2 separate regions of the Homo sapiens genome follow, and region 1 is linked to region 2. A link is an interaction called in ENCODE POLR2A ChIA-PET data of the cell type or tissue named here. Cell type or tissue: Panc1. All regions are shown on one strand. Each heading gives the region's core, and the rest is flanking DNA. Links, peaks and the distances in the headings are about the cores only.

Region 1 (14,688 bases), core at 1-8,000, 540 kb before region 2:
CCGGCCGCTGAACTCCTCAGCCTGACCTCCCAGGGCCTCCCGCACAGCCTCCTGCCCAACCAGGACCACCACAGGCCGCCAGGGTCCCAGGTAGATGGTGAACACCGGTCCGTACTTCTTACTCAGCTGGGGGTAGGGAGGAAGAAAGAGGAGGGTGCTGTGACCTCTTCGATCCAAGGTGTCTCCATCATGGCCCCTGTCACTTGAGGAGCCACCGGGTCTAGCTTCTACGCCCTCTACCAGGAACCTGCCCCCATCCCAGCAGAAATAGCTGAGGCTCAGTTCTCTTTTTGCACTAGGCTCCCGGGCCTCCTCCCCCAGTACATCCTTCAGTGGCATCCCCCAACTTCCTGTCGTTCCCTTGCTTCCTGCTGAACCCTAACCTCTGACGCTGGGCAATCCAGAAGCAGTTTGGGTCTCCCTTAATTCCTTAGGGCCCTCCCTGCCCCCCAAATATCCAGCCACCCCTTTCAGTCACCACAAAACCCTGAAATTCTGGAGCAGACACTGCTGAGTATCCGCCCCATCTCTCCCCCAAGACCCCACCCTTTTTTCTACGTCCTTGAAGTCACCCAGAATCCTTTTGAATGGGAAACTTCAGGCCTCTGCCCACTCCCACCTGCTATCCCCTAAGGCTGGGGCTGCCTCTGCCTTCTTTCTTGCTCTCCTTCCTCCCCAGTCCCAGGAACTCCCAACTGAGCTCCACCCATCCTCCCATCCTGCATTCTCTGCTGGCAGATTCCTTCAGCGGGACCCCCTCTCTGAGCCTGCAACCCTCCAGCCTCTTCTCTGCCTCCAACTCCCCGCAGGGACGCCTCCCCCTTTTCTTCTTTGTGCCCTCTTCAGCATGCCCCACCTGTATGGCTCCAGCTACCTCTCCCTCTGGGACAAGCCCAGCTGCATCAGCTTCTCCTCGGCTGGAGGACTCCTGTCTCTTTCAGCCTCGGTCCCTGCCCATCACCTTCCCAGGATTCTGTAGGCAGAGGTCTCTGCCCCTCCTAGCCCTGGTCCCCCACCCCACGATCCTCTCTCCCGGGCACCTCTCCCCTTCTCAGCCCTGGACAACCTGCTCCTGCCCCCAACCCCAGGACAGCAGCAGCCCCTTTGCCTTGGGACCCCTGCCCCTGCCTCCTCCCTAGGATACCCGAAAAGCCCCTCACCCTGGCACTCGGGTTTCTCTCCCAGGAATCCTCCCACCCCTAGCCAGGACGTCCCCAGAGCCCCTTACCCGCATGAGCCCTGAATACAGCGCCCCGGGCCGTAGCTGCAGGAGGTTTCCCAGCAGTGGTAGCGGCGTGGGCCCGGGGGGCAGGTGGCCTCGGGCCCTGGTCCCGGACAGCGCCAGCGTCAGCAGCAGGAGCAGCGCCAGCGCCAGCAGCAGCGCCCAGGTGCCGGTCGCCTCCATCTCGGCAGGTCGGCTCCTTCTCCTCTCCCAGGCGCTCCGCGCGGCTGGGCTAGTTAGGGGCGGGAGCCGGGCGTCTCCCTCCCCAACGAAGTCAGGCGCGGGGCGGGGCAGCTAGCCCAGCCCCCTGCCTCCTGGGCAGGCTTATCTCCCCGCCGCCGGGTTTCTCCCGGACCACCGCCGCCGCCTGATGTCGGGAACTCATGCTCCAACGGATGTCTCCGAGGTCACCCAGGTTTACGCGGGGCTTGGGCGGCGGAGACAGCGCCTTGGGCCCCCGGATAGGGAGTAAGCAAACAGAAGAACCTGGAAGTCAGAGACTTTGGCCGCCTGGAGGTTGCCACACCCCGCATCTGGCGGTGACCCCGCGCCACTCTCCCCAGCTCCTACCTCGCTCATTGTTCGGATGTGGGTTCCTGTGTGCGTGCGTGTATGGGGTGTCTTTGAGTCAATTTTCTCCAGCATCTTACATCTTCACGAACTGAGAGGAAGGACTTGACCTTTAAGGATAAACAATCTGAAGTCCAGGGAGATAAATCGGTTGGCCCCAGGTCAACTTGGCTGAGTGGCAGAGTTAATATTTTGACTTGGGCCAGTTAGAATGATTGAGTCATTCATTCATTCGTTTAGAGGCAGTTTGCAGAGCGGTTAGGACCGTGATGGCTGAAGCCAGACTGCTTGAATTCACAGCCTAATTCCTCTGTGCCTCTGTTAGCCTTGTAAAATGGGGCTAGTTTTCAGGATTAAATAGTACATCTGTGCACACCATTTAAAGCAGACGCAGGTGCACATGTAACAAGCACTAAATAGATGTTAGCTAATATTTCTGCAACTAACTGTTATTGAGGTCTTACTATAAACAAGACCTTGTTCTAGACCCGAGGGTGCAGCTATGAGCGATGGAGAGAAGGGCTCTGGCCTTCCTGAGCTCATATCCACATGCAGATGAAGATGAGATGAAAACAATTTCAGGAAGTGAGAAGGCCTGCCAGGGGAATGGGCTTCTTGAGAAGGAAGAATGTTAGAACCATTTGTGCATGAATTATTGTAGGTTTGGTTCACTGCTGTATCCCCAACATATAGTGCAGTGCCTGACACACAGTAGGCACTCAATAAATATTTGTTATATTTTCAAAGATTGAATGTAGGAGATAAGATTCATGAAGTCTGCAGGGGCCATCTTGCAAGGTCTTGGAAAAGACTGCATTTTATTTCTATTGCAAACGGAAGCTGTCTGGAGGGGTTTTCAGCAGGGCAGTTACTTTGTTTGCTTTGCATTTTGATTTCGTATTTTATTATAAAAATATTAAAATTTCAAACATACAGTGAACACCTGTATACCCATCAGATTCCACCATTTTATTATCCTTTCTTTGTTACCTATCTATTCTTTTTTTGTTTGAGATAGAGTCTCACTCTGTTGCCCAGAGTGGAGTGCAATAGCATACAGTCTTGGCTCATTGCAACCTCTGCCTCCCGGGTTCAAGCAATTCTCCTGCTTCAGCCTCTCAAGTAGCTGCGATTACAGGCGTGCACCACCATGCCTGGCTATTTTTTGTATTTTTAGTAGAGACGGGGTTTTTGCCATGTTGACCAGGCTGGTCTCAAACTCCTGACCTCAGGTGATCTTCTCACCTCAGCCTCCCAAAGTGCTGGGATTACAGGCATGAGCCACTGTGCCTGGCCCTTTTTTCATTACATATCTGTTCATTTTGCCTATCCATTGATTTTTTTTTAAGCATTTCAAAGTCAGTTGCAGATACCAGTACACTTCACTCCCAAATACATCAGCATGCATATCAGTAGCTAGAGCTCAGTATTTGTTTACAGATACTTTTTGTTCCTCAAGGTATCTTATATACAATGAAATACATAACTCTTAAGTGTATAATTAGATGAGCTTTGAGTTGCATATGCTGGAGTTTTAAAATATTAGATTCTTTGGGAGGCTGAGGCGGGCGGATCACGAGGTCAGGAGATCGAGACCATCCTGGCTAAAATGGTGAAACCCCGTCTCTACTAAAAATACAAAAAATTAGCCGGGCGTAGTGGCGGGCGCCTGTAGTCCCAGCTACTTGGGAGGCTGAGGCAGGAGAATGGCGTGAACCCGGGAGGCGGAGCTTGCAGTGAGCCGAGATCCCGCCACTGCACTCCAGCCTGGGCGACAGAGCGAGACTCCGTCTCAAAAAAAAAAAAAAAAAAAAAAAAATTAGATTCTTAGAATTTTCACAATCTTTTTTTGAGACAGGGTCTCGCTCTGTTGCCCAGGCTGGAGTGCAGTGGCACGATCTTGGCTCACTGCAATCTCTGCCTCCTGGGTTCATGTGATTCTCCTGCCTCAGCCTCCTGAGTAGCTGGGATTACAAGCGCCCACCACCACTCCCAGCTAACTTTTGTATTTTTAGTAGAGTTGGGGTTTCACCATGTTGGCCAGGCTGGTCTCGACCTCCTGACCTCAGGCAATTTACCCACCTCGGCCTCCCACAGTGCTGGGATTACAGGCATGAGCCACTGCCCCCGGCCTGCAATCTTGCAATTTGTATTCTAGTCCAGAGCCCTTTCTCTCAAGAGCATAGCCAGAGTGCTCCCTGGAGTCTGGGGAATCCTTGACTGTGGTCTTCTTTAGCATTGATTCTAGCCTCTAACATTCCAGGGGTGCCCTGAAGCCAAAGGAGGAGGGGTGGGGAGGCTCATACGCTCTTGCTATGAAGTAAATGCCAGTTCTCAGTTCCTCCTTTGCCTTGTTCTGGAAGGTTTCTAGGACGTTCCAAATCCAACCTTGAGCCTATCTGCTCCCTCTGTTCTACCCCTGGGAGAGCTAACAGACATCTCAAACTTCATGGATATAAAAGAATTCCCGATTCCCCCACCTCCTGCAAAGTGGGCTGTACCAGCTTCCCACCCCATCTGGGAATACTTTCTCTCACCTCCTTCCTTACCTCTGTAAAAGGTATCACCATCTTTTCACTTGCTGATGACAACAAAATATAGGAGAGGCCGGGCGCGGTGTCTCATGCCTGCAATCCCAGTACTTTGGGAGGCTGAGGTGGGCAGATCACCTGAGGTCAGGAGTTTGAGACCAGCCTGGCCAACATGGTGAAACCCCGTCTCTACTAAAAATACAAAATTAGCCAGGTGTGGTGGTGCATGCCTGTAATCCCAGCTACTCAGGGAGGCTGAGGCAGGAGAATCGCTTGAATCCGGGAGGCGGAGGTTGCAGTGAGCCGAGATCGCGCCATTGCACTCCAGCTTGGGCAACAAGAGTGAAACTCCGTCTCAAAAAAAAAATAGGAGGAGGGGAAAAAATTAGTTTCATTAGACAACACATCCTTCTGGGTTATCAGATTCTGGTCTTGTTCATTGTTTTTACAGCCATCTTTCCCCCTGATGCAATAGTCTTTCTGCATAATGTCTCTACTCGCCTGAGACCACATCTGTTTTTATTTGTCAGGTTTAACCTTGATTTCTCTCTTTGACTTTAAACCCAGTTTGTCAGCAAATCCTGCTGGCTCTACCTCCAAATACATTCCAAATTTATCCATTTCCTCCTTTCCCTACCACCCTGATCCAACTGACACCAGCCCTGATTCAAGGTACTGTCATTGCTTGCCAGGATTTTGCAGTAGCTTCCCCACTGAGCTACCTGCTTCCTCTCTCCTTCTCCCCCTCCTCCACAATTCATTCACTGGATGCCAGCCAGAAAGGTCTTTTTAAATGCAAGGAGAAAACTAATCTACGGTGGGAGGGAAGAGGGATCAGTACAGACTCCAGGGAGCATTCTCGTTTTGTTTTTGAGACAAAGGTCTCCAGCCTAGAATAAAAATAGAAAGACTGTTGACCAGGCACAGTGGCCAAGGCGGGTGGATCACCTGAGGTCAGGAGTTTGAGACCAGCCTAGCCAGCGTGGTGAAATCCTGTCTCTACTGAAAATATAAAAATTAACCGGCCAGGCGCAGTGGCTCACGCCTGTAATCCCAGTACTTTGGGAGACCGAGGTGGGTGGATCACGGGGTCAGGAGTTCAAGACCAGTCTGGCCAAGATGATGAAACCCCGTCTCTACTAAAAATACAAAAATTAGCCAGACGTGGTGGTGGGCACTTCTAATCCCAGCTAGTCGGGAGGCTGTGGCAGAGAATTGCTTGCTTGAACCCACAAGGCGGAGGTTTCAGTGAGCTGAGATCTCCCCACTGAACTCTAGCCTGGGCGACAGAACGAGACTCCGTCTCAAAAAAAAAAAAAAAATTAACTGGATGTGGTGGTGCACGCCTGTAGTCCCCAGCCACTGGGGTGGCTGAGGCAGGAGAATCACTTGAACCCAGGAGGTGGAGGTTGTAGTGAGCCAAGATTGTGCCACTGTACTCCAGCCTGGGCGATAAAGTGAGACTCAGTGTCAAAAAAAAAAAAAAAAAAAAAAAAAAAATATATATATATATATATATATGGCAAGATTATTATAAAGATTCCATGTCTAATGTTTAAAGATGATGATTGCAACATCCTATAGATAAGAAAACTTAAAAGTTCTTGCCGGGCGTGGTGGCTCACGCCTGTAATCCCAGCACTTTGGGAGGCCGAGACGGGCAGATCACGAGGTCAGGAGATCAAGACCATCCTGGCTAACGCGGTGAAACCCCATCTCTACTAAAAATACAAAAAATTAGCCGGGCGTGGTGTCAGGCGTCTATAGTCCCAGCTACTCGGCAGGCTGAGGCAGGAGAATGGCGTGAACCTGGGAGGTGGAGCTTGCAGTGAGCTGAGATTGTGCCACTGCACTCCAGCCTGGGTGACAGAGTGAGACTCCGTCTGAAAAAAAAAAAAAAATTAGCCGGTTATGGTGGCACGTGCCTGTAATCGCAGCTACTCTGGAGGCTGAGGCAGGAGGATTGCTTGAACCCAAGAGGCAGAGGTTGCAGTGAGCTGAGATTGTGCCACTGCCTTCCAGCCTGGGCAACAGAGTGAGACTCCGTCTCAAAAAAAAAGGGAACTTATTCCTTCTGTCTAGGTGTATTAACCAACCTCTCTCCCCACCCCACCCCACCCATACGCCTTTCCCAGTCTCTAGTATCCATCATTCCATTCTCTACCTCCATGTGATCAACTTTTTTAGCTTCCACTTGGGAGTAAGAACATGCATTGTTTATCTTTCTGTGCCTGGCTTATTTCAATTAATGTAATGACCTCCAGTTACATCCATGTGTAATTGTAATAGGTTTGTTGCCCAATGCACACAGCAAGTCAGTATATCGAGACACTGTGAAACCATTCCCACAGGGCTGACAAGAATTGCATGCTGGGTTCTGGACAGAAACATACTTATAATTAAGTGTTATTCGGGCTGCACTTTGGTCCATTTCCTTGTTGCTAAAACTCAGGTAGAGCTAGATACTGACCATGTGCACCCCCATTGTTCCTATAGACAGAATCTCTGATATTAGAGTCATAAGGCTTTTGTTAAAGAAAGAATCACTTAAGATGCTTTTCAGGGCCAGGCACGGTGGCTCACACCCATAATCCCAACACTTTGGGAGGCTGAGGTGGGTAGGTCACTTGAGGTCAGGACTTCAAGATCAACCCAGTCAACATGGTGAAACCCTATCTCTACTAAAAATACAAAGGACATTAGCGGAGTGGAGGTGGTGGGGGGAGGTGGTTCACACCTGTAATCCCAGCTACTCAGGAGGCTGAGACAGGAGAATTGCTTGAACCCAGGAGGCAGAGGTTGCAGTGAGCCGAGATTGTACCACTATACTCCAACCTGGGAGACAGAGTGAGACTCCATCTCAATAATAATAATAATAATAATAATAATAATAATAATAATAATAAATACATAAACAAAAATGTAAAAAGATGCTTTTCAGACCTTGAATTCCAGCAACCAGTGTGAAGGCTACCCACTGGGGAATGGGATCAGCATGAGAATGTGGCTTCTTCATCTCCCTGTCCCGTGACTTCACCCTACATTCTTCAACTCCTCATCTCTTTTGGCGACCCTACGATGAAACCTCTTCTCTCCTGCAACCCAGTGTCTCCTGTTGATTTGCTGTGTGCACTGGGCAATGAGCCTACTACAGTTATAACTGGTTTGCAGCAGAGAAGCAGGTTTAATTGTAGGGTCACTGAATGAGGAGATGGGGGGAAACCTCACATCCATCTCCCCTAAGAGTTTGGGGCTAGGGTGTTCAAGGGTTTTGGAGTGGGCTGAAGGGTGGAGATCGTTGATTGGTTGAAGAGTGCAGAGTGAAGTCACGGGACAGAGGGTGGAAGAAGAAGTTATAGTCTCATGCTGATCCCTTTCACTCGCGTCCGTGTGAAGAGACCACCAAACAGGCTTTGTGTGAGCAACAAGGCTGTTTATTTCACCTGGGTGCAGGCGGGCTGAGTCCAAAAAGAGTCAGTGAAGGGAGATAGGGGTGGGGCCGTTTTATAGGATTTGGGTAGGTAGTGGAAAATTACAGTCAAAGGGGGTTGTTCTCTGGCTGGCAGGGGTGGGGGTCACAAGGTGTTCAGCCGGGGAGCTTTTGAGCCAGGATGAGCCAGGAGAAGGAATTTCACAAGGTAATGTCATCAGTTAAGGCAGGAACAGGCCATTTTCACTTCTTTTGTGATTCTTCAGTTACTTCAGGCCATCTAGATGTATACGTGCAGGTCACAGGGGATGTGATGGCTTAGCTTGGGCTCAGAGGCCTGACAATCCCCATCCTCTGTAGGGGTCTTCAAACTGGTGGCTGGAATTGGGGGTCCAAAAAACATCTGACGTGATCCTTAACAAAAACATCATGATTCTAAGGTCAGCGATGCTGTCTATAAGAACAATGGGGATACAAATGGTCAGCATCTAGAGCTATGTGGCTTTCAGCAACAAGGAAGTGGACCAAAGTGCAGCATGATTAATGCTTAATTTTCTTTCTTTCTTTCTTTTTCTTTTTTTTTTTTTTTTTTGAGTCTCACTCTGTCACCCAAGCTGGGAGTGCAATGGCATGATCTCGGCTCACTGCAACCTCTGCCTCCCGGGTTCAAGCAATTCTGCCTAGGCCTCCCAAGTAGCTGAGATTACAGGCACCTGCCATCACACCCAGCTACTTTTTGTATTTTTAGTAGAGACAGGGTTTCACCATGTTGGCCAGGCTGGTCTCGAACACCTGCCCTCAAGTGATCTGCCCACCTCGGCCTCGCAAAGTGCTGGGATTACAGGTGTGAGCCACTGTGCCCAGCCAATGCTTAATTATATTTCTATCTAGAACCTGGCTTGCAGTTCTTGTCAACCCTGTAGGGACAGACAGTTTCACATGTTGCTGCAAATGACAGGATTTTATTCTTTTTCTAACGGCCAAATAGTTTTCCATTGTGTAGATGTACCACATATTCTTTATCCATTCATCTGTTGATGGACATTTAGGTTGATTCCATATCTTTGCTATTGTGAATAGTGCTGTAATAAACATTGCTGTGTAGCTATCCCTTTGATACACTGATTTCTTTTCCTTTCCATAAATTCCCAGTAGTGGGATTGCTGGATCATATGATTGTTTTTTGTTTGTTTTTTGAGATGGAGTCTTGCTCTGTCGCCCATGCTGGAGTGCAGTGGTGCCATCTCGGCTCACTGCAAGCTTCGCCTCCTGGGTTCACGCCATTCTCCTGCCTCAGCCTTCTGAGTAGCTGGGACTACAGGTGCCCGCCGCCATGGCCAGCTAATTTTTTTTTTTTTTTGTATTTTTAGTAGAGACGGGGTTTCACCGTGTTAGCCAGGATGGTCTGGATCTCCTGACCTTGTGATCCACCCACCTCGGCCTCCCAAAGTGCTGGGATTACAGGCGTGAGCCACCGCACCCAGCCCTTATGATAGTTTTTTGAGAAATTTCCATACTGTTTCTCATAGTGGCTGGACTAATTTACATTCTCACCAACAGGGTATGTTTCCTTTCCTCCACATCATTGCCAACGTGTATTATTTTTTGTCTTTTTATATTTTATATATTGATTCACTTTCTTTTTTGAGATGGAGTCTCACACTTGTTGCCCAGGCTGGAGTGCAGTGGTGTGATCTCCGTTCACTGCAACCTCTGCCTCCTGGATTCAAGTGATACTCCTGCCTCAGCTTCCTGAGTAGCTGGGACTACAGGCATGTGACACCATGCCTAGCTAATTTTTGTATTTTTAGTAGAGACAGGGTTTCACCATGTTGGCCAGGCTGGTCTTGAACTTCTGACCTCACTCAAGTGATCCACCCACCTTGGCCTCCCAAAGTTCTGGTATTACAGGCATGAGCCACTGGGCCCGGCCCTGCCCGGCCTACTTTTTTTTTTTTTTAAAGACAGAGTTTTGCTCTGTTGCCTAAGCTGGAGTGCAGTAGTGTGATCTCTGCTCACTGAAGCCTCTGCCTCACAGATGTCAGCGATCCTCCTGCCTCGACCTCCTGAGTAGCTGGGACTACAGGTACGCGCTCCATGCCTGGCTAATTTTTTGTAGAGACAGGGTTTAGCTATGTTGCCCAGGGCTCAAGCGATCCACCTGCCTCGGCCTCCCAAAGTTCTGGGATTACTGGTGGGAGCCACTGCTCCCGACCTTGATTTGCTTTTTTATACTCCCTTTTCCCACTGAAATGGTCTCTCCATAAGGGCCGATTCTCTGTCTGTTTTGTGTGTTGCTGTATCCCCAGTGCCTAACACACTGTGGATGCTCAATAAACATCTTGTCGAATAAACACTTTCAATACAATTTATAAATCTCTAAAATTCATCCAGAAAGCAATCAAGTGTCCAAAATTCTCAAGTCTAGAAAGCAAACATTCTTAGGTTCCCAAGATAGATTTCACAGTAACTGAGTGATTCCAGGTGGATTCTGGCCTTTCTGCAATGCCAAATCCCCACCCTGGGCCAGGAGATGCCCATTTGTATAGTTCAGCTGAAAACAGCCTGACTTTTTCCACCACTCCTTGCCCTGACCCCAGCTACTTCCCATCAGAAACCCTCTGATCTGGGCTGGACAGTGCTGGAGTGATCATTTTTGTGTCTGGCCCCCTACTGTGGATTTTCTTTTTCTTTCTTTCTTTTTTTTTTTTTGAGACGGAGTCTCGCTCTGTTGCCCAGGTGGAGTGCAATGGCGCGATCTCGGCTCACTGCAATATCTGCCTCCCGGGTTCAAGTGATTCTCCTGCCCCAGCCTCCCGAGTAGCTGGGATTACAGGCGCATGCCACCATGCCCAGCTAATTTTTTGTATTTTTAGTAGAGACGGGGTTTCACCGTGTTAACCAGTATGGTTTCGATCTCCTGACCTAGTGATCCGCCTGCCTTGGCTTCCCTAAGTGCTGGGATTACAGGCATGAGCCACCGCGCCTGACCACTACTGTGGATTTTCCTAACCATTCTGGAAGCTGCCAACCCCAGGGTTCTGGCAAGCTGTGTGATGGATGGGTTTAAGAAACTGCTGGGGGATTTAGTTTGCTAAGGCTCCTCCAAGCATATGGCTCTGGAACCCCACCTGCTGTCCAAGGCTAAGCCACAGCCTGTCTGCTCTGTGGTCCACTTTACCAGGCTCACTCTGCCTGCCCACTCTGATTTTTTCCTCTCAGTCTTGTTTATCTTAGTCTCTCTCCTTTCTCTTCTTCAGAGGTGCCTCATTCAGCACCTGGAACTAGATAGAAGGGGAAGTCCAAGATGAGTCCTGCTTCCAGGCCTTGGACTTCCCCAGATTCTGTGAGCATCATCCGTGGCTGGGAATAGTGTCAGTGAGTTGAGGTGATTACATCATCGACCCCAAAGCAGCAATGTTCTCTGCTCTGGGCTTCTACAGCCGTCTCGTCATCCTATCCCTCCTCCCTTCCCTATTTATCCTGTCATCCATCCACTCGTGCACCCCACCATCAGGAGAGCACTGCCTCCCCCATGCTCTCATTTACCCCCACCTATCCCTTATCCAGTCCTTCATTCCATCCCCTCATCCCACTGCTCATCCTGTCCCATTATCCTACATCCTCACCCCATCACCTCACCCCATCCTTTCTTTTCCTGACATGTTCTATGTACTGTGGACCTAAAAGAAAGAAGTCAAGGGGTGGGTGCAGTGGCTCATGCCTGTAATCCCAGCACTTTGGGAGGCCGGGGCGGGCAGATCACCTGAGGTCAGGAGTTTGAGACCTGCCTGGCCAACATGGAGAAAACCCATCTCCACTAAACATACAAAAATTAGCTGGGCGTGGTGGCGCGCACCTTATTGGCCAGGCTGGTCTCAAACTCCTGAGAGTTATGTTATTTTTGTAAACCAATAAGAATTCCTGACAAGCATTTTTTTTTTTTTTTTTTTTTAGCGGGGGTGGTTATTGAGTTTTTTTGAGACAGGGTCTCACCCCATAGCCCAGACTGGAGTGCAGTGGCAGGTTCATGGCTCACTGCAGCCTCGACCTCCCAGGCCCAGGTGATTCTCCCACCTCAGCCTCCTGAGTAGGTGGAATCACAGGCATGCACCACCATGCCTGCCTAATTTTTGTACTTTTTTTTGTAGAGATGAGGTTTCGCCATGTTGCCCAGTCTGGTCTTAAACTCTTGGGCTCAAGCGATCCACTTGTGTCAGTCCCACTCCCTGTCCCCCTTTTTTTACCTTTAAAAATCCACTTGTTCGCTGGGCACAGTGGCTCATGCCTGTAATCCCAGCACTGTGGGAGGCCATGGTGGGCAGATCACCTGAGGTCAGAAGTTCGAGACCAGCCTGGCAGACATGGAGAAACCACGCCTCTACTAAAAATACAAAAACTAAGAAAAACTAAAAAAAAAAAAAAAGATTAAAATAAAAATTCAAAAACTAGCCAGGGATGGTGGTGCACGTCTGCAATCCCAGCTACTTGGGAGGCTGAGGCAGGAGGATTGCTTGAAACTGGGAGGCAGAGGTGCATCAGCTGAGATCGCGCCATTGCACTCCAGCCCAGGCAAGAGAGTGAGACTCCGTCTCAAAAAAGAAAAAAAATCCACTGGTAGGCTGAGGCAAGAGGATCATTTAATCCCAGGAGTTCAAGACTGTGGTGAGCTATGATCTTGTTGCTACCCTCCAGCCTGGGTGACACGGTGAGACCCTGTCTCAGACCAAAAAATAAAATAAAATAAAATAAAATAAATCCAACTTGCAAGTACTGCTAAATCAGAGTGCATATTCAGGGCAATTTGAATCTATACTTCTGATTTGCAACCCTCAAGCTTGGCTCAAATAAATAAACTCTCTACTTTTGCCTTGACTTCTTCGTTTTTGTTTTTTTTTTTTTAACGGAGTCTCCCTCTGTTGCCCAGGCTGGAGTGCAGTGGCACGATCTCAGCTCACTGCAACCTCTGCCTCCCAAGTTCAAGCAATTCTCCTGCCTCAGCTTCCTGAGTAGCTGCGATTACAGACGCCTGCCACCATGCCCAACTAATTTTTTTTATTCTTTTTTTTTTTTTTTTTTTTTTTAATTTTTTTTTATTGATCATTCTTGGGTGTTTCTCGCAGAGGGGGATTTGGCAGGGTCATAGGACAATAGTGGAGGGAAGGTTGGCAGATAAACAAGTGAACAAAGGTCTCTGGTTTTCCTAGGCAGAGGACCCTGCGGCCTTCCGCAGTGTTTGTGTCCCTGGGTACTTGAGATTAAGGAGTGGTGATGACTCTTAACGAGCATGCTGCCTTCAAGCATCTGTTTAACAAAGCACATCTTGCACCGCCCTTAATCCATTTAACCCTGAGTGGACACAGCACATGTTTCAGAGAGCACAGGGTTGGGGGTAAGGTCACCGATCAACAGGATCCCAAGGCAGAAGAATTTATCTTAGTACAGAACAAAATGAAAAGTCTCCCATGTCTACTTCTTTCTACACAGACCCGGCAACCATCCGATTTCTCAATCTTTTCCCCACCTTTCCCCCCTTTCTATTCCACAAAACCGCCATTGTCATCCCGGCCCGTTCTCAATGAGCTGTTGGGTACACCTCCCAGACGAGGTGGTGGCTGGGAGAGGGGCTCCTCACTTCCTAGTAGGGGCGGCCGGGCAGAGGCGCCCCTCACCTCCCGGACGGGGCGTCTGGCCGGGCGGGGGGCTGACCCCCCCACCTCCCTCCCGGACGGGGCGGCTGGCCGGGCGGGGGGCTGACCCCCCCACCTCCCTCCCGGACGGGCTGGCTGGCCGGGCGGGGGCTGTCCCCCCCACCTCCCTCCCGGACGGGGCGGCTGGCCGGGCGGGGTGCTGATCCCCCCACCTCCCTCCCGGACGGGTCGGCTGGCCGGGCGGGGGGCTGAGCCCCCCACCTCCCTCCCGGACGGGGCGGCTGGCCGGGTGGGGGGCTGACTCCCCCACCTCCCTCCTGGACGGGGTGGCTGGCCAGGCAGAGGGGCTCCTCACTTCCCAGTAGGGGCGGCTGGGCAGAGGTGCCCCTCACCTCCCGGACGGGGCGGCTGGCCGGGCGGGGGGCTGACCCCACCTCCCTCCCAGACGGGGCGGCTGGCCGGGCGGGGGGCTGACCCCCCCACCTCCCTCCTGGACAGGGCGGCTGGCCGGGCAGGGGGCTGACCCCCCCACCTCCCTCCCGGACGGGGCGGCTGGCCGGGTGGGGGGCTGACTCCCCCACCTCCCTCCTGGACGGGGTGGCTGGCCAGGCAGAGGGGCTCCTCACTTCCCAGTAGGGGCGGCTGGGCAGAGGCGCCCCTCACCTCCCGGACGGGGCGGCTGGCCGGGAGGGGGGCTGACCCCCCACCTCCCTCCCGGACGGGGCGGCTGGCCGGGCGGGGGGCTGACCCCCCCACCTCCCTCCCGGATGGGGCGGCTGGCCGGGCGGGGGGCTGACCGCCCCCACCTCCCTCCCGGACGGGGGGCTGACCCCCCCACCTCCCTCCCGGACGGGGCGGCTGGCCGGGCGGGGGGCTGACCCCCCCACCTCCCTCCCGGCCGGGGCGGCTGCCGGGCGGAGACGCTCCTCACTTCCCAGACTGGGTGGCTGCCGGGCAGAGGGACTCCTCACTTCTCAGACGGGGCGGCTGCCGGGCGGAGGGGCTCCTCACTTCTCAGATGGGGCGGATGCTGGGCGGAGGGTCTCCTCACTTCTCAGACGGGGCGGCCGGGCAGAGACGCTCCTCACCTCCCAGACGGGGCGGCGGGGCAGAGGCGCTCCCCACATCTCAGACGATGGGCGGCCGGGCAGAGACGCTCCTCACTTCCCAGATGGGATGGCTGCCGGGAAGAGGCGCTCCTCACTTCCTAGATGGGATGGCGGCCGGTCAGAGACGCTCCTCACTTTCCAGACTGGGCAGCCAGGCAGAGGGGCTCCTCACGTC
Region 2 (14,849 bases), core at 2,933-10,932:
AGTTTTAAGTTCTAATATGGTAAATATCAATAGCTATAACCCACACAGGCCGGGCGCAGTGGCTCATGCCTGTAATCCCAGCACTTTGAAAGGCCGAGGCGGATGGATGACCTGAAGTCAGGAGTTGGAGACCAGCCTGGCCGACACGGTGAAACCCTGTCTCTAATAAAAATACAAAAAAATTAGCCAGGCGTGATGGCGCACACCTGTAGTCTCAGCTACTCGGGAGGCTGAGGTGGGAGGATTGCTTGAACCTGTGGGGCAGAGGTTGCAGTGAGCCAAGATCACACTATTGCACTCCAGCCTGGGCGACTAGAATGAAACTCCATCTCAAAAAAAAAAAAAAGTTATAACCCACACAAATAAAAGCTGTTTGGGGTCCTTGATACTATTAAGAATGTAAAAGAGTCCTAAGACCAAAAAGTTCCAGAACAGTTGCCTATAGCAACATTTCCCGAGTCACTGTGACAGTCCCTAAAGGATCCCACAGATCCCCAAACATTTCCCCAGGCCCAGGCCCTGGATGACAGTCACAGCCATGAGCTGCCGAGAGCTCTTTGGGATCAAGACCTTTCCTTCAGGTTCGTACTATGATGTCAAATTGGATTTTTCCCAGAACTTCCAGAATTGCTACTACTGCCCAAAACTGAGGACAAAAGTGGCCAACTACCCCAGAGCCTAAGTTCGAGGTCACTGCCATTATAACCAGCCACTTACCCAAATAAGTTACTGAGAGGACCCAAGGCTGTCCAGAAAAGGATAGAGAAGAGAAAGGAAGCATCATCCTGTTTGGGGGGAAAATGAGAGAGGAAAGTTCTCAAGAGAGGCTACACCTTTCCCTCCCCATGAACTTTGTGGGTTTTTTTGTGTATTTGTTTGTTTGAGACCGAGTCTCACTCTGTCGCTCAGGCTGGAGTGCAGTGGTGCGATCTCAGCTCACTGCAACCTCCACCTCCTGGGTTCAGGTGATTCTCCTGCCTCAGCCTCCTGAGTAGCTGGGACTACAGGCACATGCCACTATGCCCGGCTAATTTTTAAATTTTTGTATTTTTAGTAGAGACGGGGTTTCACCATGTTGGCCAGGCTGGTCTTGAACTCCTGACCTCAAGTGATCCACCTGCCTCGGCCTCCCAAAGTGCTGGGATTATAGGTGTGAGCCACCGTGCCTGGCCTGAAGGCTATGTTTTTAAATGAATGAAAATGAGAGAAATATTAAAGACTCTAGCAAAATTGTCATTAAGTTTCCCTGTAGCCTTTATCCAACAGGAAAAAGGAAATTAACAATACATTTATTTTTAAAAATAAAAATAATAGACAGGCCGGGCGTGGTGGCTCACTTCTGTGAGCCACCTTTGGGAGGCCGAGGTGGGTGGATCACTTGAGGTCAGGAGTTCAAGACCAGCCTGGCCAATATGGGGAAACCCCGTCCCTACTGAAAATACGAAAATTAGCCGGGTGTAGTGGTGCGTGCCTGTAATCCCAGCTACTCCGGAGGCTGAGGCACGAGAATGGCTTGAACTGGCAAGGTGAAGGTTTCAGTGAGCTGAGATCGCACCACTGCACTCCAGCCTAGGAGACAGAGCTAGACTCTGTCTCGAAATAATAATAATAATAAAGACACAGTCTTGGGGCCAGCTGTGGTGGCTCATGCCTGTAATCCCAGCACTTTGTGAGGCCAAGGTGGGTGGATCATTTGAGGTCAGGAGTTCAAGACCAGCCTGGCCAACATGGTGAAACCCTGTCTCTACTGAAAATTCAAAAATTAGCCAGGCAGTAGTGGTGTGCACCTGTAATCCCAGCTACGCAGGAGGCTGAGGCAGGAGAATCTCTTGAGCCTGGGAGGCAGAGGTTGCGGTGAGTGGAGATTGCGCCACTGCACTACAGTCTGGGCGACAGAGTGAGACCCTGTCTCGAAAACAATAAATAAATAAAAAAGACACAGTCTTGGATGCTGTGATTTTGGATCATAGTCTTGGAAAACAATAGATAGCAGGTAGAGAGCAGTCACTGCAGAACAAATGGAAACTGTCATGTTTTTGATCCCAAGGGATTGAGATTTCTCAATAAACTATTTCTGTTTAGAACAGGGAGTTGGAGCTGTGCCCAGGTGGATGTTATTGGGCACAGGCTGTATAGAGGTGGGTCTTAAATCAGTACCAGTAAAAGCCAGATGTAACTTCCAAAGATGGTGGCAACAATGTTTCCCAGCCCATATATTCCTCTAGAACTTTGATACCCCTTCCATTGGGAAGTGGAATTTGTGTAAGCTCCCCTTACATCTAGGCAGTTTGTGACTTGCTTGTAACCAAGACTATGTGGCAGAAGTAATGCTGCATGATTCCAAGGCTAGATCAGAAGAGATAAGGCCCCTTCCTTTCCTTCTTTCCTTCCTTCCTTCCTTCCTTCCCTCCTTCCCTCCCTCCTTCCCTCCTTTCTTTCTTTCTCTCTCTTTCTTTCTTTCCTTCCTTCTTTCTTTCTCTCTTTCTCTCTTTCTCTTTCTTTCTTTCATTTCGATGGAGTCTCACTCTGTCGCCCAGGCTGGAGTGCAGTGGCGTGATCTCGGCTCACTGCAACCTCCGCCTCCCAGGTTCAAGCGATTCTCCTGCCTCAGCCTCCTGAGTAGCTGGGACCGCAGGCCCGTGCTACCATGCCCAGCTAATTTTTGTATTTTTAGTAGAGACGGGATTTCACCATGTTTTCCAGGCTGGTCTTGGACTCCCGACCTCAGGTGATCCACCTGCCTCAAGCTCCCAAAGTGTTGGGATTACAGGCGTGAGCAACCGCACCCAGTCGCGGCTGCTACTTTCATAAAACACTTGTACTGGATGCCGAAGCTGCCATGTAAGTCCAACTGCCCAGAGGCTGTCATGATGTGAGGGAGCCCAAACCAGTTCGCGTGGAGAGACCACATTGAGAAGCCCTGAGACAACATGGAGTGGGGAGAGAGTAAGAGAAAGAGAGAGAGAGAGAGATCCATCCACCCCCAGCTGCTTCCCTGTTCCAGTTTCAGCTGCCAAGTGACTGCAACCATATGAAATTCCAAGTCAGAACTGCCCAGTTGGGTCCTTCCCAAAACTCTGACCACAGACACAGTGAAAAATAATAGGATGACTGTTGTTGTTTTGGGCCACCATATTTTGGAGTGATTTGTTACCAAGCAATAGTAACTAGAAAGAGGGAAATGTGTGGAGCATAAGGAGCTTGCAAAGAAAAGCAGCCTTAAGAGGTGAGAATGGCCATGTAATGACGATAACAGAAGCTAACATTTGAACGCTTTCTGTATATGGGCACCATTCTCAGTGCTTTGCATTAACTAACTCATTTAATCCTCACGGGAACTCTACCATATGAGTGCCTTCATTATCTCTATGTTACTGACGGGAAACAGGGCAGAGAAGACAGAAATTTGTTTGGAATGGAAATTGAACCCAGGTGTGGCTCCTGCAGCCCTAGTGTGAGCCACTCACCTTACTATTTGAGGAACATGTGACTTGGCTCAGCCAATCTGGCCATTATGGTTTTTCCTTCTGTCCCTCCGATCACAGTGATTGGCTCTTGCATGAACACGTGCCCTCTGTTGGCCCAATCAGAGTTAGCCTCATTACTTTGGCAGGAAACCTGAGCCAAAGGTGCTCTCCTTTGCTTGTGGGATATGAAGAAGGTTCCCTGTGGCCAGAGGCTGGAGGTAGTCATCTTGGGAGCTTCCACTGGAAAAGATAAAGCAGAGAGATAAAAAGAAATGGGAGAAATGGGGTCTGGCCGGGCACGGGGGCTCACGCTTGTAATCCCAGCACTTTGGGAGGCCAAGGCAGGCAGATCACTTGAGGTCAGGAGTTCAAGACCAGCCTGGCCAACATGGTAAAACCCGGTCTCTATTAAAAATACAAAAAACTTTTTCTCTTTTGTCTCCTGTGACTGTGTTTGTTCGTTCCTTCCTTTCTTCCTTCCTTCCCTCCCTCCTTTCTCTTTTCTTTTTTTCTTTCCTTTCTTTCTTCCTCTTTTTTTTTATTCTTTTCTCTCTTTCTTTCTTCCTCTTTCTTTTTCTTTCTCTTCTTTTTTTGTCTCTGTGTCTTTCTCTTTCTTTCTTTCATCTTTTTTTTTTTTTTTTTTTTTTTTTGAGACAAGAGTTTCACTCTTGTTGCCCAGGCTGGAGTGCAATGGCACCATCTTGGCTCACCACAACCTCTGCCTCCTGGGTTCAAGCAATTCTCCTGCCTCAGCCTCCTGAGTAGCTGAGATTACAGGCATTTGCCACCACGCCCGGCTAATTTTATATTTTTAGTAGAGACAGGATTTCTCCATGTTGGTCACGCTGGTCTTGAACTCCCGATCTCAGGTGATTTGCCCGCCTCCGCCTCCCAAAGTGCTGGGATTACAGGCATGAGCCACTGCGCCTGGACTTTTTTTTTTTTTTTTTAAAGAGCCTCACTCTGTCACCCAGGCTGGAGTGCAATGGAACAAACTCGGCTCATTGCAACCTCTGCCTCCTGGGTTCAAGTCATTCTTGTGCCTCAGCCTCCTGAGTAGTTGGGACTACAGGTACATGCCACCATTTCCTGGCTAATTTTTGTACTTGTACTAGAAACGGGGTTTTGCCATGTTGGCCAGGCTGGTCTTGAACTCCTGACCTCAGGTGATCCGCCCACCTCAGCCTCCCAAAATGCTGGGATTATAGGCATGAACCACTGGGCCCGGCCTGACTGTGTATTTTCAAATAGCCTGTCTTCAAACTCACTAATTCTTTCTTCTGTTTGATCAATTCTGCTGTTAAAATACTCTGATGCGCTCTCGCTCTCCCTCTCCCTCTCCCCACGGTTTCCCTCTCCCTCTCTTTCCACGGTCTCCCTCTGATGCTGAGCCAAAGCTGGACTGTACTGCTGCCATCTCGGCTCACTGCAACCTCCCTGCCTGATTCTCCTGCCTCAGCCTGCCGAGTACCTGGGATTGCAGGCGCCGCCACGCCTGACTGGTTTTCGTATTTTTTTGGTGGAGACGGGGTTTCGCTGTGTTGGCTGGGCTGGTCTCCAGCTCCTAACCGCGAGTGATCCGCCAGCCTCGGCCTCCCGAGGTGCCGGGATGGCAGACGGAGTTGCGTTCACTCAGTGCTCAATGGTGCCCAGGCTGGAGTGCAGTGGCGTGATCTCGGCTCGCTACAACCTCCACCTCCCAGCTGCCTGCCTTGGCCCCCCAAAGTGCCGAGATTGCAGCCTCTGCCCGGCCGCCACCCCGTCTGGGAAGTGAGGAGCGTCTCTGCCGGGCCACCCATCGTCTGGGATGTGAGGAGCCTCTCTGCCTGGCTGCCCAGTCTGGAAAGTGAGGAGCATCTCTGCCCGGCCGCCATCCCATCTAGGAAGTGAGGAGCATCTCTGCCAGGCCGCCCATCATCTGAGATGTGGGGAGCGCCTCTGCCCTGCCGCCCCGTCTGGGATGTGAGGAGCGTCTCTGCCCGGCCACCCCGTCTGAGAAGTGAGGAGACCCTCTGCCTGGCAACCGCCCCGTCTGAGAAGTGAGGAGCCCCTCAGCCCGGCAGCCACACCGTCTGAGAAGTGAGGAGCCCCTTTGCCCGGCAGCCACCCCGTCTGGGAAGTGAGGAGCGTCTCCGCCCGGCAGCCACCCCGTCCGGGAGGGAGGTGGGGGTCAGCCCCCCACCCGGCCAGCCGCCCCGTCCGGGAGGGAGGTGGGGGGGTCAGCCCCCCGCCCGGCCAGCCGCCCCGTCCGGGAGGGAGGTGGGGGGGTCAGCCCCCCACCCGGCCAGCCGCCCCGTCCGGGAGGTGAGGGGCGCCTCTGCCCGGCCGCCCCTACTGGGAAGTGAGGAGCCCCTCTGCCCGGCCAGCCGCCCCGTCCGGGAGGGAGGTGGGGGGGTCGGCCCCCCGCCCGGCCAGCCGCCCCGTCCGGGAGGTCAGGGGCGCCTCTGCCCGGCCGCCCCTACTGGGAAGTGAGGAGCCCCTCTGCCCGGCCAGCCGCCCCGTCCGGGAGGGAGGTGGGGGGGTCGGCCCCCCGCCCGGCCAGCCGCCCCGTCCGGGAGGTGAGGGGCGCCTCTGCCCGGCCGCCCCTACTGGGAAGTGAGGAGCCCCTCTGCCCGGCCACCACCCCGTCTGGGAGGTGTACTCAACAGCTCATTGAGAACGGGCCATGATGACAATGGCAGTTTTGTGGAATAGAAAATGGGGAAAGGTGGAGAAAAGATTGAGAAATCGGATGGTTGCTGTGTCTGTGTAGGAAGAGGTAGACATGGGAGACTTTTCATTTTGTTCTGTACTAAGAAAAATTCTTCTGCCTTGGGATCCTGTTGATCTGTGACCTTGCCCCCAACCCTGTGCTCTCTGAAACATGTGCTGTGTCCACTCAGGGTTGAATGGATTAAGGGCGGTGCAAGATGTGCTTTGTTAAACAGATGCTTGAAGGCAGCATGCTCGTTAAGAGTCATCACCACTCCCTAATCTCAAGTACCCAGGGACACAAACACTGCGGAAGGCCGCAGGGTCCTCTGCCTAGGAAAACCAGAGACCTTTGTTCACTTGTTTATCTGCTGACCTTCCCTCCACTATTGTCCTGTGACCCTGCCAAATCCCCCTCTGCGAGAAACACCCAAGAATGATTAAAAAAATAATAAATAAAAAAATAAAAATACAAAAATTAGCTGGGCGTGGTGGCACATACCTATAGTCCCAGCTACTCGGGAGGCTAAGGCAGGAGAATCACTTGAATTCCGGGGAATTGGAGGTTGCCGCAGTGAGCCAAGATTGTGCCACTGCACTCCAGCCTGGGCAACAGAACCAGACTACGTCAAAAAAAAAAAAAAAAAAGAGAGAGAGAAAGAAAGAGAGAGAAAAGAAAGAAAAAAAGAAAGAAGAAAGAAAGAAGGAAAGAAAGAAAAGAAAGTCCTTGGTGACATGGCTGAGCCATTGTGTCAACTTTGGCTGAAGCCAGCACAAGTGTGGATTTTCCAGCCACAGATTCCCCTTACAATTTAAGCCATTTGAGTCAGCTGTTCTGGTACTTGCATCTAGGCGAATCATCAAATATTTTACAAGCAGTCCAGGTGCAGTGGCTCACACCTTAATCCCAGTACATTGGGAGGCCAAGGCAGGAGGATCGCTTGAGTTCCATAGTGAGAATTTGTCTCCAAAAAAAAAAAAAAGAAAAGAAAAAATGAATTTCACAACCAATACTTTGGGCACTGACCGAGCAGCATGGTTCACTTCTGTGCCCGATATTGACCCTTTACTTCCTGCATTGTGGAGAGGTCTGGGAAGTCCTGGGAGAGGGACCAGGGCAGCTAGAGTGGCCTTGGTGGAGGACGTCATTGGAGCGACTTGAGACAGAATGATTTACCAACCAATACGGAAATAATTCAGTATTTCAACAATCAACATAGCCTAGATATACCCCAACAACATGCTCCGCAGACAGCTAGTCCAAGCTGAATATGAGCTTTACTTGCTGAAGGATACAACACCCCCCGCCCTTTTTTTGTTTGTTTGTTTGTTATTGAGACGGAGTCTCGCACTGTCGCCCGGGCTGGAGTGCAGTGGCGCGATCTCGGCTCACTGCAACCTCCGCCTCCCGCGTTCAAGCGATTCTCTTGCCCTTTTGACGTGAGCTAGTGTGAATGGATTTCTGTTTCTTGCAACCAAGCACATACAGAAGAAAAAAAAAAAAAAGATCCCCTGACAAGCCTGAGTCATGAATCAAACGTTCAGGAAATAAATAGCAGTCCAATCTCACTTTAACCGTATGAGGTCATCTTAGCTTCGGGTCAGGCTGAAACTCTGCCGAGATTTTTGACCATGAGCTCTGCCAAAGGGTCCGCACCCTTTGGCCCAAGAATCCCTCCTCTGGGACACACAAGGAGGTCCATGAGGGGATTATTTATAATGGGAGGAAATTGGAAACAGCTTCAACCTCTGGCAATGCTGCCCTTTTGAATAAACATAGTGCAAACATTAGAGATTGTGTTTATCCAAAGATGTTTTAACAGGGGAACAGCTTACATTTTAAGAGGGGAAAAAACAGGGCTGTATAAACAATTTGCTCACACAGTTATGTAAAACACACACGTGCACACACACAACACACGCATTTAAAAAGCTCACAGAGAATAGAAAAGGCTGAAAGGAAATATATCAAAATGTCAACAACCATAGTGGTACAGGACTTAGGGATGGGAGGGGCGTCTTTGCCTTGCTAGTTCTCTGTAGTTTCCAAATGTTGCTTGATGAACGCCAAACTCTCCTTTTTTTTTTTTTTTTTTTTTTTTTTTTTTTTTTGAGATAGAGCCTCGCTCTATACCCCAGGCTGGAGTGCAGTGGCACGATCTCGGCTCACTGCAACCTCCGTCTCCCGGGTTCAAGCGATTCTCATGCCTCAGCTCCCGAGTAGCTGTGATTACAGGTGCCTGCCACCACGCTTGGCTAATTTTTCTTTTTCTTTTTCTTTTTTTTTTTTTTGAGAAGGAGTCTCGCCCTGTCCCCCAGGTTGGAGTGCAGTGGCGCAATCTCGGCTCGCTGCAACCTCTGCCTCCCAGGTTCAAGCAATTCTCTGCCTCAGCCTCCCAAGTTGCTGGAATTTACAGGCGCCCACCACAACACCTGGCTAATTTTCGTATTTTTAGTAGAGACGGGGTTTCACCATCTTGGCCAGGCTGGTCTTGAACTCCTGACCTTGTGATCCACCCACCTCAGCCTCCCAAAGTGCTGCTGGGATTACAGGCATGAGCCACCGCACCCAGCCTGATTCTTGTATTTTTGGTAGAGACAGTGTTTTGTCATGTCGGCCAGGCTGATCTTGAACTTCTGACCTCAGGTGATCCACCTGCCTTGGCCTCCCAAAGTGCTGGGATTATAAACGCGAGCCATTGCACCCGGCCCAAACTCTCCTTCAATAAATTTTATTTTCAGTTTTTAAACTCTTATATCATGAAAATTTTCAAACAGACACAAAAAGTCAAGAGACAATAAGCTTACATATACTCATCACCCAGGTTCAAGAACCATCAATATTTTGCCATTTCATCTTCTTTCCCCTCCCCATTTTTTTGAATACTTGAAAAAAAATCACACCCTGTAGTCCCAGCTACTCAGGAGGCTGAGGCAGAAGGATCGCTTGAGCCCAGAGTTTGAGACGAGTCCGGGCAGCATAGTGAGGCCCTGTCTGTAAAAAACATAAAAATAAAAAATAGGCCAGGCAGGGCAGGACGCAGTGGCTCACGTCTGTAATCCCAGCACTTTGGGAGGCCGAGGCAGGCAGATCACAAGGTCAGGAGATCGAGACCATCCCGGCTAACATGGTGAAACCCCGTCTCTACTAAAAATACAAAAAATTAGCCAGGCGTGGTGGGGGCCTGTAGTCTCAGCTACTCGGGAGGCTGAGGCAGGAGAATGACGTGAACCCAGGAGGCGGAGCTTGCAGTGAGCCGAGATCAGGCCACAGCACTCCAGCCTAGGCGACAGAGCGAGACTCCACCTCAAAAAAAAAAAAAAATTGGCCAGGCACGGTGACTCAGGCCTGTAATTCCAGGACTTTGGGAGGCCAAGTTGGGAGGATCACTTGAGGCCAGGAGTCTGAGACCAGCCTGGGCAATATAGTCTTGTGTCTACAAAAATAATTTTTAAAACATTAGCAAAGCATGGTGGCCAGTGCTTGTAATCTCAGCTATTTGGGAGACTGAGGCGGGCGGATCACTTGAGCCTAGAAGTTTGAGGTTACAGTGAGCTGTGATCATGCCACTGCACTCCAGCCTGAGCAACAGAATGAGACCCCATCTCTAAAAAATTAATAAATAAAAATTTTAAAAAATTACAGGTGAGAGGTATTATGTTGTTTCATTTGTAAATACTTCAATGAGCACCTTGAAGAGAAGAATAGGGTACATTTTCTTTTCTTTCTTTATTTTTTTGACGGTCTTGCTCTGTCGCTCAGGCTGGAGTGCAGTGACACAATCTCAGCTCACTGCAACCTCAAACTCCTGGGTTTAAGTACTCCTCCCACCTCAGCCTCCTGAGTAGCTGAGATTACAGGCGCACCCCACCACACTCGGCTAATGTTTTTTAAAATTTTGTGTAGAGATGAGGTCTCACTATGTTGCTTAGGTTGGTCTCGAACTCTTGAGCTCAAGCAATCCTCCCATCTGGGCCTCCCAAAATGCTGGGACTACAGGTGTGAGTCACCACGCCCAGCCAAGGCATGGTATGTGGGCATTACCCAACCACAATGGCATTATCAAGTCTAGCATAATTAACCGAAATTCCTTAATATCTCCTAAAAGCCAGTTTGTGTTCCCCAATTGTCTCAAAAACAGATTTTTACAGTTGTTTGGTGTGAATTGGAATCCAGAGAAAGTACATTCATTGTATTTGGTTTTGAATTTTCTTCTTCTTTTCTACAAATGGTAAAATTTATGGGTGAGTGTGCGTGTGCTCGTGTATAATCCTGATTCTTAAGGGTTTTTTTTTCTTTTTTTGGTTTTGGTTTTGGTTTTTGAGACAGGGTCTACAGTGCAGTGGCACGATCATTTCTCACTGCAACCTCAGCCTCCGGGTTCAAACAATTTTCTTGCCTTAGCTGCTGAAATAGCTGGGATTACAGGCATGTGCCTCCACACCCAGCTAATTTTTGTATTTTTAGTAGAGACGGGGTTTCACCATGTTGGCCAGGCTGGTCTTGAACTCCTGGCCTCAAATGATCCTCCTGCCATAGCCTCCCAAAGTGCTGGGATTGCAGGCAGGATCATTTCATCTGGCTCGATTCTGAGTTTTGAAAAATTCGTAAGTCATGTAATCACCACAGTCTGCATTCATGACAGTTTTATTACTTCAAAAATTCTCTTGGGCTTTGTAGACAAGCATAGTTGGTTTTTGTATCTGCATTTATTGTTCTAATGGGAGGAAAAGCAATCGTGGGAGGTTGTTTAAGGCCTGAAGTTATTCAAGATTGGGCGGGAGTCCACCAGCAAAAGCCCAGGATTAGGCAGGAGGAGACCTGGGCTCCAGGCTTGCTCTTCCACTTGGGCCTTCCTCTCTCTGAGCCTCAGCTTCCCCATCTGTAAGATGGGTATGTGAAAACCCCAAGAGTTAACAAAGGCATCCAGGAAGCTCTCAACTGTGGCAGCTCTTTCTTTCTTCTACTTTTTTTTTTTTTTTTTCGAGATGGAGTTTTGTTCTTGCTGCCCAGGCTAGAGTGCAGTGTTGTGATCTCGGCTTACTGTGATCTCTGCCTCCCGGGTTCAAGCGATTCTCCTGCCTCAGCCTCCCGAGTAGCTGGGATTACAGGCATGTGCCACCACACCCGGCTAATTTTGTATTTTTAGCAGAGATGGGATTTCTCTATGTTGGTCAGACTTGTCTCGAACTCCCGACCTCAGGTGATTAGTCCACCTCGCCCTCCCAAAGTGCTGGGATTACAGGCGTGAACCACCGCGCCCGGCCCTCTTCCTTCTTTATTTACAGCTCTGAGGCCGAGTCATCCCAACCCAGGCACTAGCCCTGCACAGAGCAGCCAGCCCTCCTGGTCGCCTGCCCGCTGCTCCCCCACAGACAACCTGACAGTGTTCCGCGCTTTATTTTAAATTATTTTTTATTTTTGGAGACAGGGTCTTACTCTGCTGCCCAGGCTGGAGTGCAGTGGCATGATCACGGCTCACCTCAGATCTCCTGGGATCCAGCGATCCTCCCACCTCAGCCTCCTAAGTAGCCTTGGGAGTACAGGTGGGTGCCACCATGCCTGGCTAATTTTTAATTTTTTGTAGAGACAGGGGTCTCACTATGTTGCCCAGGCTGATCTCGAACTCCTGGGATTAAGCCAGCCTCCCACTTTGGCCTCCCAAAGTGCTGGGATTAGAGATATGAGCCACCACACCCAGCCTATGTTCTGTGTTTTCTACCTTCAATAGCACTCAAATTCTCCCCTTCCCTTGGCGGGGCGTAGTGGCTCACACCTGTAATCCCAGCACTTTGGGAGGTTGAGGTGTGCGGATCACTTGAGGCCAGGAGTTCAAGACTAGCCTGGCCAACATGGCAAAACCCTGTCTCTCCTAAAAATACAAAAAATTAGGCCAGACGTCGTGGCTCATGCCTGTAATCCCAGCACTTTGGGAGGCCGGGGCAGGTGGATCGCTTGAGGTCAGGAGTATGAGACCAGCCTGGCCAATATGGTGAAACCCCGTCTCTACCAAAAATATTAAAAATTAGCTGGGTGTGAGGGTGCGTGCCTGTAATCCCAGCTACTTGGGAGGCTGAGGCAGGAAAATCCCTTGAACTCGGGAGGCAGAGGTTGCAGTGAGCAGAGATCGTGCCATTGCACTACAGTCTTGGAGACAGACTGAAACTCTGTCTCAAAAAAATATAATAAAATAAAATTATCTCCTTCCCCAATCCACAGTCCCCAGGGCCTGCGCCTCCCAGATTCTCCATGGCCCTGTCCATCTCCGCTGCCTGGGTCCCTGCCCGGCCGGCCTCCTCCCTGGACTCCAGCCTGCCCTTATGTCTCCCATGACCCACTCCCACCCAGCCACCCACAAGCACTTTCTAAATCTGACCACAGACCCCCATGTCTCAAAGGATAACTCGAGGCCTGCCAAGCGCCTCCCTTCCCCATAGGACAAAATTATTGCCAGTAATAATCAGGAAATGAAATGAACAATATTAATAGTCAGAAAAGAAATGTAAACAGTGGAGATTTTCTTTTCTTGAACCTCATATACGTAAAGTCTGCCAGTAAAAATTAAATTTAAAAGTAAACATTACAGTACTAAAAAAAAAAAGAAAGAAAAATAGCACTACTATTTATTCAAAGTTTATTGAAAAATTCGAAGTTGGAACTTGGGTTTTTGGGTTACAGTCTGATATAAAATTGTTATGTAAATAGTTGTGAGTTTTTTTCTTCTTGAGGAGAGAGAGACTGGGAGGGAGGGAGGAAACAGGAAGAGAGACAGACAGAGAGACAGACACAGAGTGAGACACAGTTGACCCCTTCACATGGGGCCCTGGGCACTTAGAATTCACCCTGCAAAGCCCCCCCGAAGTCAGGACTTGGTGTGGGGTGTTGCAGAAATGTTTCCTCCCCCTGCCCGGGCTCCGCTGGGAAGCCACGTCCCCCACCCCTGCCCTTCCTCCCACCCACAGCCTGCCTTCTCTCTGGGGACCTCTGTGGAGCTGCCTGGAACATGCGTGGGGTGACATGCATAGCAAGCTGGGGGAAGCAACCAAGGTGGTGGCCAGGCCCCTTGAAGACATAAAAGCACATTGCATTGGGAGGGAGGGACCCCGGGGGGCTGAGAATGTCCTGTTGCTTAAACTGGATGGAGGGGACACTGGGTGGTGGGTGCAGCTCCTCGTTTTCAGCAGTGGTTTCTTGAAGTAGACCCATATTCAGGAAAGTACAAACCGTAAGTGTAACCGCTGGAGGAATTATCACCGATTGAACACACCTGTGTCACCAGCCACCAGCCCAAGAAGCAATATCTCCAGCCCCCCAGAAGCCCCCTCGGCGCTCCCTTATCACCTGCCCTCCCTCCAAGGTCATTATCACCCTCACTTCTGACAGCATAGATTGGTTGTGCCTGTTTTGAATTCATGTAAATGCAATCTGAAAATATGTTCTTTTTAGCATCTGGCTTTTTTCAGTCAGCACCGTGAAAAAAATTCATCCTGGTTGTCGTGTGCAGTTACAGGTTATTCTCATTGCAGCACACACACATTGCAGGCCACTGTGGGATCAGTTTATCCATTCTTCTGCTGGTGGTGAGGGACTGAGCCAAGGGGGCCAGGCGCGGTGGCTCACACCTGTAATCCCAGCACTTTGGGAGACTGAGGTAGATGGATCACTTGAGATCAGCAGTTCGAGACCAGCCTGGCCACATGGTGAAACCCCGTCTCTACTAATAATACAAAAATTAGCTGGGGGTGGTGGCGGGTGCCTGTAGTCCCAGCTACTCGGGAGGCTGAGGCAGGAGAATTGCCTGAACCTGAGAGGAGGAGCTTGCTGTGAGCCGAGATCGTGCCACTGCACTCCAGTCTGGGCAACAAGAGTGAAAAAACTCCGTCTCAAAAAAAAAAAAAAAGAGAAACTGAACCTAGTGGAAAGAGTCCCCTAGGCAGAGGGAACAGCCAGTGCCAAGGTCCTGGGGTGGGATGGGAACATGTCTGGATCTTAGAGAAACAACAAGGAGATCCGTGTTGCTGCAGAGGAGCGTGTGGGGGGTGGAGGGGAGGTGAGGTCAGAGAGGGAACAAGAAGCAGACGGTGCAGAGTCTGCTGGACCACAGTGAGGACTTTGGCTCTTACTTTGAATGAGATTGGCGGAACACAGTGGCTCAGGCCTGGAATCCCAGCATTTTGGGAGGCCGAGGTGGGTAGATAAGTTGAGCCCATAAGTTCAAGACCAGCTTGGGCAATAAGGGAGGCCTCGTCTCTATCAAAAAATTGGCTGGGTTGTGGTAGCCCTGGAGGCCTGGAGGATGGCTTGAGCCGAGGAAGTCTAGGCTGCAGTGAGTCATGACTTGCACCACTGCACTCCAGCCTGGGCAACAGAGTGAGACCCTGTCTCAAAAAAAAACAAAAAAAAAATGAGCAAAATAATCTTTGAGTGAGATGGAGCCACAGGAAAGTTTTGAGCAGCAGAGGGAGTTGAGTTGACTTGGTTATTCCCAGAGTCCCTCTATCTGCATGACGGGGAGAGATTGTGGGGCCAGGAGTAGGAACTCCAAACCCTAGGAGGAGGGTAAGATATGGGTGGCAGCTATGGAGGTGGTAAGAAGTATTTGGCCTCTGAATACATTTTTTCTTTGTTTGTTTTTGAGAGGGAGTCTCACTCTGTCACCCAGGCTGGAGTGCAGTGGTGCAATCTGAGCT

What was found. Peaks named below come from ENCODE experiments on the same cell type or tissue, not always from the same donor. Only the 100,000 strongest peaks of a DNase experiment are listed, where the experiment ranks them.
Region 1: POLR2A ChIA-PET joins it to region 2 with 20 read pairs; 2 of 35 experiments call an interaction of 5 or more read pairs at or near these places.

What each region holds. Positions count from the first base shown.
Region 1 is chr19:41,179,982-41,194,669 of GRCh38, reverse strand. CYP2S1 (cytochrome P450 family 2 subfamily S member 1) reads right to left here and starts at 1,451. Exons shown (of 9, transcript NM_030622.8): 1 at 1,229-1,451; 2 at 1-126. The coding sequence starts at 1,405. LOC124904790 reads left to right here and starts at 1,618. Exons shown (of 3, transcript XM_047439802.1): 1 at 1,618-1,690. The coding sequence starts at 1,618. It also overlaps the pseudogene RN7SL718P. RefSeq lists enhancers at 1-114, 1,425-1,925, 12,635-13,424 and a silencer at 1,423-1,512. In Panc1, for the core only: no CTCF peak of the experiment used is centred there; no DNase peak of the experiment used is centred there; H3K4me3 peaks cover 1,807 bases; H3K27ac peaks cover 375 bases.
Region 2 is chr19:40,639,141-40,653,989 of GRCh38, reverse strand. No RefSeq gene overlaps it. Among named protein-coding and RNA genes, the nearest start is that of NUMBL, 44 kb to the left of the region's middle. RefSeq lists enhancers at 1,703-1,752, 5,525-6,506. In Panc1, for the core only: no CTCF peak of the experiment used is centred there; no DNase peak of the experiment used is centred there; H3K4me3 peaks cover 856 bases; H3K27ac peaks cover 300 bases.